2 separate regions of the Homo sapiens genome follow, and region 2 is linked to region 1. The links are chromatin contacts, found by Hi-C in ENCODE. All regions are on one chromosome and are shown on one strand. The core of a region is the stretch at or near the end of the contact, and the rest is flanking DNA. Distances in the headings are between cores, read along the strand shown.

Region 1 (2,738 bases), core at 108-2,607:
CCATCTCAAAACATAAAACAAGAAAATGATCTCGTTTGCTTCTCTTATCAGCAAAGTGCTACATGTCCGGATGAAGGAGTTGAGGCTGACAGCCAGAAAAGAGGCCATGGGCACGAGTTAGGAAGGGCAGCAGGGACGGCCGTGGCTTCCCAGCATGTGGCCCCTGCACCAGTTCCGGGCTCCTCAACTCTCCGCTGTCCTCACCACACATCCAGCTGGTGGGAAGGCCGCACAGCACCCAGCCAGGCCCACAGCAGGCATTCGAGAAACGTCTATCCAACCAAACCGAATGGGACCCCTTCTCCAGGTGTTCCGGGCAGTCATCCCAAAGCTGCCGGAGCCAGGCTAGGCCAGGGCCTGTCCTAGAGGACGGTTCAGATAGAAACGCCCCTGGGAGGTGACCCTCACCCCAGGAGAGCCTGCAACACCCCGACACCCACTGCCTCGTCGCCGGTCCTCCCATGAAGCGGGGAGGCTGAGGTGCTGTGACGACCTAACAGTCTTGGTCTGGGCTTATAAACTTGGAAAGTCTAAAGACGTATTCTTCTGAGTACCAAAATATAACTGGCGAAAGAAGGAACCTCTTAAAATTACATTACCAAAGATAGGTTTTAGGTAGCAAGTTCTCAACCGTGTGTAGTCTGCTAAGATTTATAAATTAAAAACAAAAACAGAGCCCAGGGGAACGGACAAGGGCTCGCGGGCACCCTCCCCGGGACGACGTGCACACAGGCCTGCGGGACAAGAAGGCCAGGGTCGGAGTGGGACTGCGTCTCCCTGCCCTTCTTCCCGGCGGAACTCGCCCTCCTCACCTACAGGATCGCCCTAAATGCGCACGAAATCCTTCCCTGTTCCCGGTGAGGTGGTGAGAGAGGGCGAGGCCGCGAGCAGGTGCGCCCGTCCCCACTTCCTGCTCAGCGGGGCAGCAGGGGGGCTGGGGATCTCGGGGGGGCCGGGCCGGGGGTCCCGGGATCGCAGTTGCCGGGCGACCGCAGGGGGAAGGGTGCGGGGGCCGCGGGACCCAGGCCCAGGCCCCACGCCCGGCCGGAACTTTCCTCCCAAAGTTTCCCCGGGGCGCCAGGCTGCGGCCTAGGCCGGGCGCGCCTCCCAGTGGGGGTCGAGGCCGGGGCCGGGGCCGGGGCTGGAGGCGGCCTGCGGACCCGGGTCCTGCCCGGCCCGCCCTCCCCTCCCCGCCCCGGCTCCAGCCCCAGCCCGCGGCCCAGGCCCCGCAGCTCGCCGGGGTCCCGGGCCTTCGCGTGGCGGCGGCGGGGGCCACTCACCTGGACGCGGGTCCCTCGGTTGCCGGCCGAGCTCACTGCCGCCCCGCCCCCGCCCCGTAGGCCCGCGACCCACTGACACCGAGGCGGAAGTGCGGCCCGCCGCCTCGCCGACTGACAGCCCGCGCCCGCCACTCGCTGCGCCCGGCGCCGCCGCGTCGGCCGCTGCCTGCCCAATCAGCGCCCGGCCCGAGGCTCGCGCCGGGGGGTGGGACTATGCTAATCCCTTCGCGAAGGGCCTCTACCTGTGCCCCCTCAGAGCCCCGCCCACGCAGCGGAGTGACGGCAAGGACAGCCAGTCACAGCAGGAGAGAGGCGGGGTTATGCCGCCCCTGAGCCAAAAGGGGAGGGAGGCAAGGAGGAAAGGGCGTGGCTGCAGAGAGCAGAGTTGACAAACAGTGAGTCAGGTGGCCCGGGGCGTGGGTGCTCCGCCCTCAGGTGCACTGCGTCCTGGCGGCAGTGCGGGCCTGCGAGGCTACCCAAAGCCCTGGGGGCTTTTTCCTACAAATGCTGGGGACCGTGCGATAGCTGGGGCGTAGCTGCTTCCACTGTCCTACCAAATCCTGAATATCGTCCACCTCCTTTGCATGCCATTCACCGCCAACCAAAATCCAGCGCCAATTTACCCCTCCAGCTGCATCCCCGACCGTTTCACCACCATACTTAAAACCCTTTGGACTCCCACTGACCTACAGTGGCTCCAGGGTTAAGCCCAGAAGTTCTGGAATCAGACCTGGAGCTTGCATTCTTTACCAGCTGTGTGGATTTGGACAAATTAATTAACCTCTCTGAGTCTGTGATCACTCAGTTTCATCTGCAAACCAGGGTTCCCCTGTCAACATCTCATTGAAGTCATGGGTCTGGTTTGAGGTGAGTGGAGTGGCATAAACCAGGCTGGCTACATAGTCACAGCAGTTGGTTTAGGGGTCAGCCTGTGACCCAGTTCTAGCCAAAGAGGCTCAGTCCTGGGACTTTTGCTGTAGGGTCAGAGTTCAGACCGGAGGGGAGGCTGAAGTCAAATGACTCTCCCATCTGCCCACAGACCTCTCCAGAGCTGGGTTAGGTGAGAGAGGGAAGGGGCCAGTCTTCCACATCTCACTACCCGAGAACAGGGCTGCACGAGAATGAAGCCAGCCCAGAGGAAAGCCGGAGCAACCACGGCCGGGTCACGTGGACCCTGCTGCACCTCAGCAGGTCCTTTCCTTGACTTTTCAGTTACGTGAACCACATGCTTGTTTCTGCTTCAGCCCATTTGAGGTAAAGCCAAGAGTCCTGGGCTTCCTGTGGCCTTGAGAGCTCTGGCAGATGACCCGTGACCCCGCAGTGCGTCCTGCAGCAAAGCCAGCCCCCGTTGGGCCTCTGCACCCCCTCCTCAGGCCTTGTCTCCCCACTTCCAGGCTGCCCCTAGCAGGGCCATGGAGGCAGGGACAGGCCTTTGCCCCATCTGTGGCCCCGTGGCAG
Region 2 (2,942 bases), core at 221-2,720, 620 kb before region 1:
GGGATTACAGGCGTGAGCCACCTCACCTGGCAATCATTACTTCTTAAAATGTCTTTCTCCCCATCCTTCCACCCCCAGGGGACTTCAAATCACACTGCTTGAAGCGGCCCCACAGCTCACTGATGCTCTGCTCACTCTCTTAGCCTTCCCTCTCTGTTTTACGTTAGACGACTTCTGTTGCCATGTCCTTGAGAGTTTTAAGTCCTTGCTTTCCTCCTTGGTAGTGTTTTCTGAAACCTGATGTTTTGCCCAAAACTGATATATTATTTTCATGTATACATGTGTGAGTTTAGATTTGCATGGCTGAGCTTTCATAGCCCATCGTTGAATCATTGTAATATATTGGTCTGTGTCTAAACTGTGATGAAATGAGCGAAAGATTCAGACCCGGCTTAGAAGACGATGTGCAAGTCACAGGCCTTTAAGTGTCCTAATGCCTAGACAGAGAACAGACAACCACTGAGTGAGATGGGAATGTGGGTGAGAGGTTAAGTACAGGAATTATTTCAAGATTGCAAAAATAAGTCTCTTAAAGACCACATATTGCATAGTTCCCTTAACAGGGAAGGCCCAGCCTAGGCAAACTCCTGGACACAGAAGATTAGTGGCTGCAGGCGGGGGAGGGGCAGTGTGCTGACTGCTACAGGAGACCGGTGGTGAATGCAGCGGTGGAGGCGGGCCCAGCGCTGGGAATGTACCACCACCGTCGCGCTGTGCATTTTTTTTTTTTTTTTGAGATGAAGTCTGGCTCTGTTGCCCAGGCTGGAGTGCAGTGGCAAGATCTCGACTCACTGCAACCTCCGCCTCCCGGGTTCAAGCGATTCTCCTGCCTCAGCCTCCCGAGTAGCTGGGATTACAGGCACGCACTACCACGTCCAGCTAATTTTTGTATTTTTAGTAGAGACGGGGTTTCACCATGTTGGCCAGGCTGGTCTCGATCTCCTGACCTCCTGATCCACCTGCCTCGGCCTCCCAAAGTACTGGGATTACAGGCATGAGCCACAGAACCCGGCCATGCGCTGCGCATTTTACGCGGATGAAGCGGATGGCCTGGGCACTGTGGACTGTGGGTCCAGGGAGCTGTTTTGACAACGTCTTCATTCCTGCCGCTGTAATGGGGCGCACGTGCACGCACGGACGTGGCTTCTCCCCAGGGTGTCACCGCGTAGGTATCACGCTGATTCCAGCGCAGCCGCCCTCGCCGGGCCTCAGCGGGGAGTGGCCGGGCAGCAGGGGCGTGGCTGGGAACCGGGCGTGGCCTGAGCTGGGGGCGTGGCCTAGCTGTGGGGGCGTGGCTGGGCCGTGGGGGCGGGCCCTCCGCGCAAGCATCCGCCGACGTGGGGCGGGGCCGGGCGTGCGGGCGGTTGGGCGGGGGCGGGGCCGGCGGCGGCGGGTAACGGAGGGGGCGGGGCTGGCGCAGGGGTGGGGTTGCCGTTGCGGGGCGGGGCGGCGCAGGCGCTGTGCGCGGCACTCAGCGGTTTTCCCTCCCCCAACGGCGCGCCGGCTGTGGCCGGCGCAGAGTAGTGCTCGGGCCGGGGGTCGCCTCCCGCCTCCCGCCTCCCGCCTCCCGCCGCCCGCCGCCCGCGTCGCCCTCGCCGCCGTTGGGCCGCGCCGCGCCGCCATGTCGGGCCCCGGACCGCGGGAGCCGCCGCCGGAGGCAGGCGCGGCAGGCGGCGAGGCGGCCGTCGAGGGCGCGGGCGGCGGGGACGCGGCGCTGGGCGAGCCGGGGCTGAGCTTCACGACCACCGACCTGAGCCTGGTGGAGATGACGGAGGTGGAGTACACGCAGCTGCAGCACATCCTCTGCTCGCACATGGAGGCGGCGGCTGACGGCGAGCTCGAGACGCGCCTCAACTCGGCGCTGCTGGCGGCGGCGGGCCCGGGCGCAGGCGCGGGCGGCTTCGCGGCGGGCGGTCAGGGGGGCGCGGCGCCCGTGTACCCCGTGCTGTGCCCGTCCGCGCTGGCGGCCGACGCGCCCTGCCTGGGCCACATCGACTTCCAGGAGCTGCGCATGATGCTGCTAAGCGAGGCGGGCGCGGCGGAGAAGACGTCGGGCGGCGGGGACGGAGCGAGGGCCCGGGCCGACGGCGCCGCCAAGGAGGGCGCGGGCGCGGCTGCGGCTGCGGCTGGACCCGACGGCGCGCCCGAGGCCCGGGCCAAGCCGGCCGTGCGCGTCCGCCTGGAGGACCGCTTCAACAGCATCCCCGCCGAGCCGCCGCCCGCGCCGCGCGGCCCCGAGCCCCCCGAGCCGGGCGGGGCGCTCAACAAGTGCGTGCCCGGCGGCCGGGGGCTGGCGGGGCCCGGGTGGAGGCCGAGGCCGGGGCCGGGGCCGGGGCGGAGGCAAAGGGGGCCCTCGCTGTGCACGCCCCCAGCCTGCCCTCCCGGCGGCACAGGGCGCGGACCTCACCGGGTCTGGGGCCGCCCCGAAAGGCTGTGTGCGCTGTGCGGGCCCCGGGGAGCAGGTACTTCCAGAAACTAAACACCCCCTCCCTCAGTGGCCCCGCCTGGAGTGGGGCCGAGCGCGCAGAATTCCTGGGAACCATGTGCTCCGGGTGGCACTCTTGGATGTCAGGGAAGCCTAGGAAGGCCCGACGGGGGTTTGCAGGCTTTGAGCTCTAAAATGAGGCTCCAGCCTGCAGCCGCCCCCTTGGCGACCCTCAGGGATGGCTGTGGAAGGGGCTGCGTCCGCAGTTTTCTGCTCATCCCAGCCTGTAGTTGCCCATCGTGGTCACACTGGAGGATGGCAAAAGTGAGATTGGTGTCAGGATGTGATGAGAGCAGGGAGGTGGCGCAGTTTTGCTTTTCCTCCATAGGAAGAGGAGGACTTCCACAGCAGCGATAGTTGCTAATTGTTGTGTAGAGATTTCCAGGATGAGAGTTGGGTTGCTGTCTGGAAAAACTAGCCAGAGCCATGGGAGTGGGATGGTGGATGCTTGTCTGCC

The links. Hi-C counts contacts between places; a loop is a spot of excess contacts on that map. Pooled maps may share reads with other maps.
Region 2: a pooled map shows a loop between it and region 1 (17-fold over the local background). The contact joins the promoter of TCFL5 here to the promoter of OSBPL2 in region 1. A Hi-C loop is called at or near these places in 10 of 50 pooled maps.

What each region holds. Positions count from the first base shown.
Region 1 is chr20:62,237,140-62,239,877 of GRCh38, reverse strand. It overlaps OSBPL2 (oxysterol binding protein like 2), which reads right to left and starts at 1,357. Exons shown (of 14, transcript NM_144498.4): 1 at 1,281-1,357. RefSeq lists an enhancer at 1-532 and a silencer at 1,230-1,629.
Region 2 is chr20:62,860,350-62,863,291 of GRCh38, reverse strand. It overlaps TCFL5 (transcription factor like 5), which reads left to right and starts at 1,470. Exons shown (of 6, transcript NM_006602.4): 1 at 1,470-2,268. The coding sequence starts at 1,622. It overlaps LOC105372717 (a long non-coding RNA gene), which reads right to left and starts at 1,857. Exons shown (of 4, transcript XR_936989.4): 1 at 1,751-1,857. RefSeq lists silencers at 1,062-1,161, 1,212-1,401, 1,902-2,051 and an enhancer at 1,023-1,677.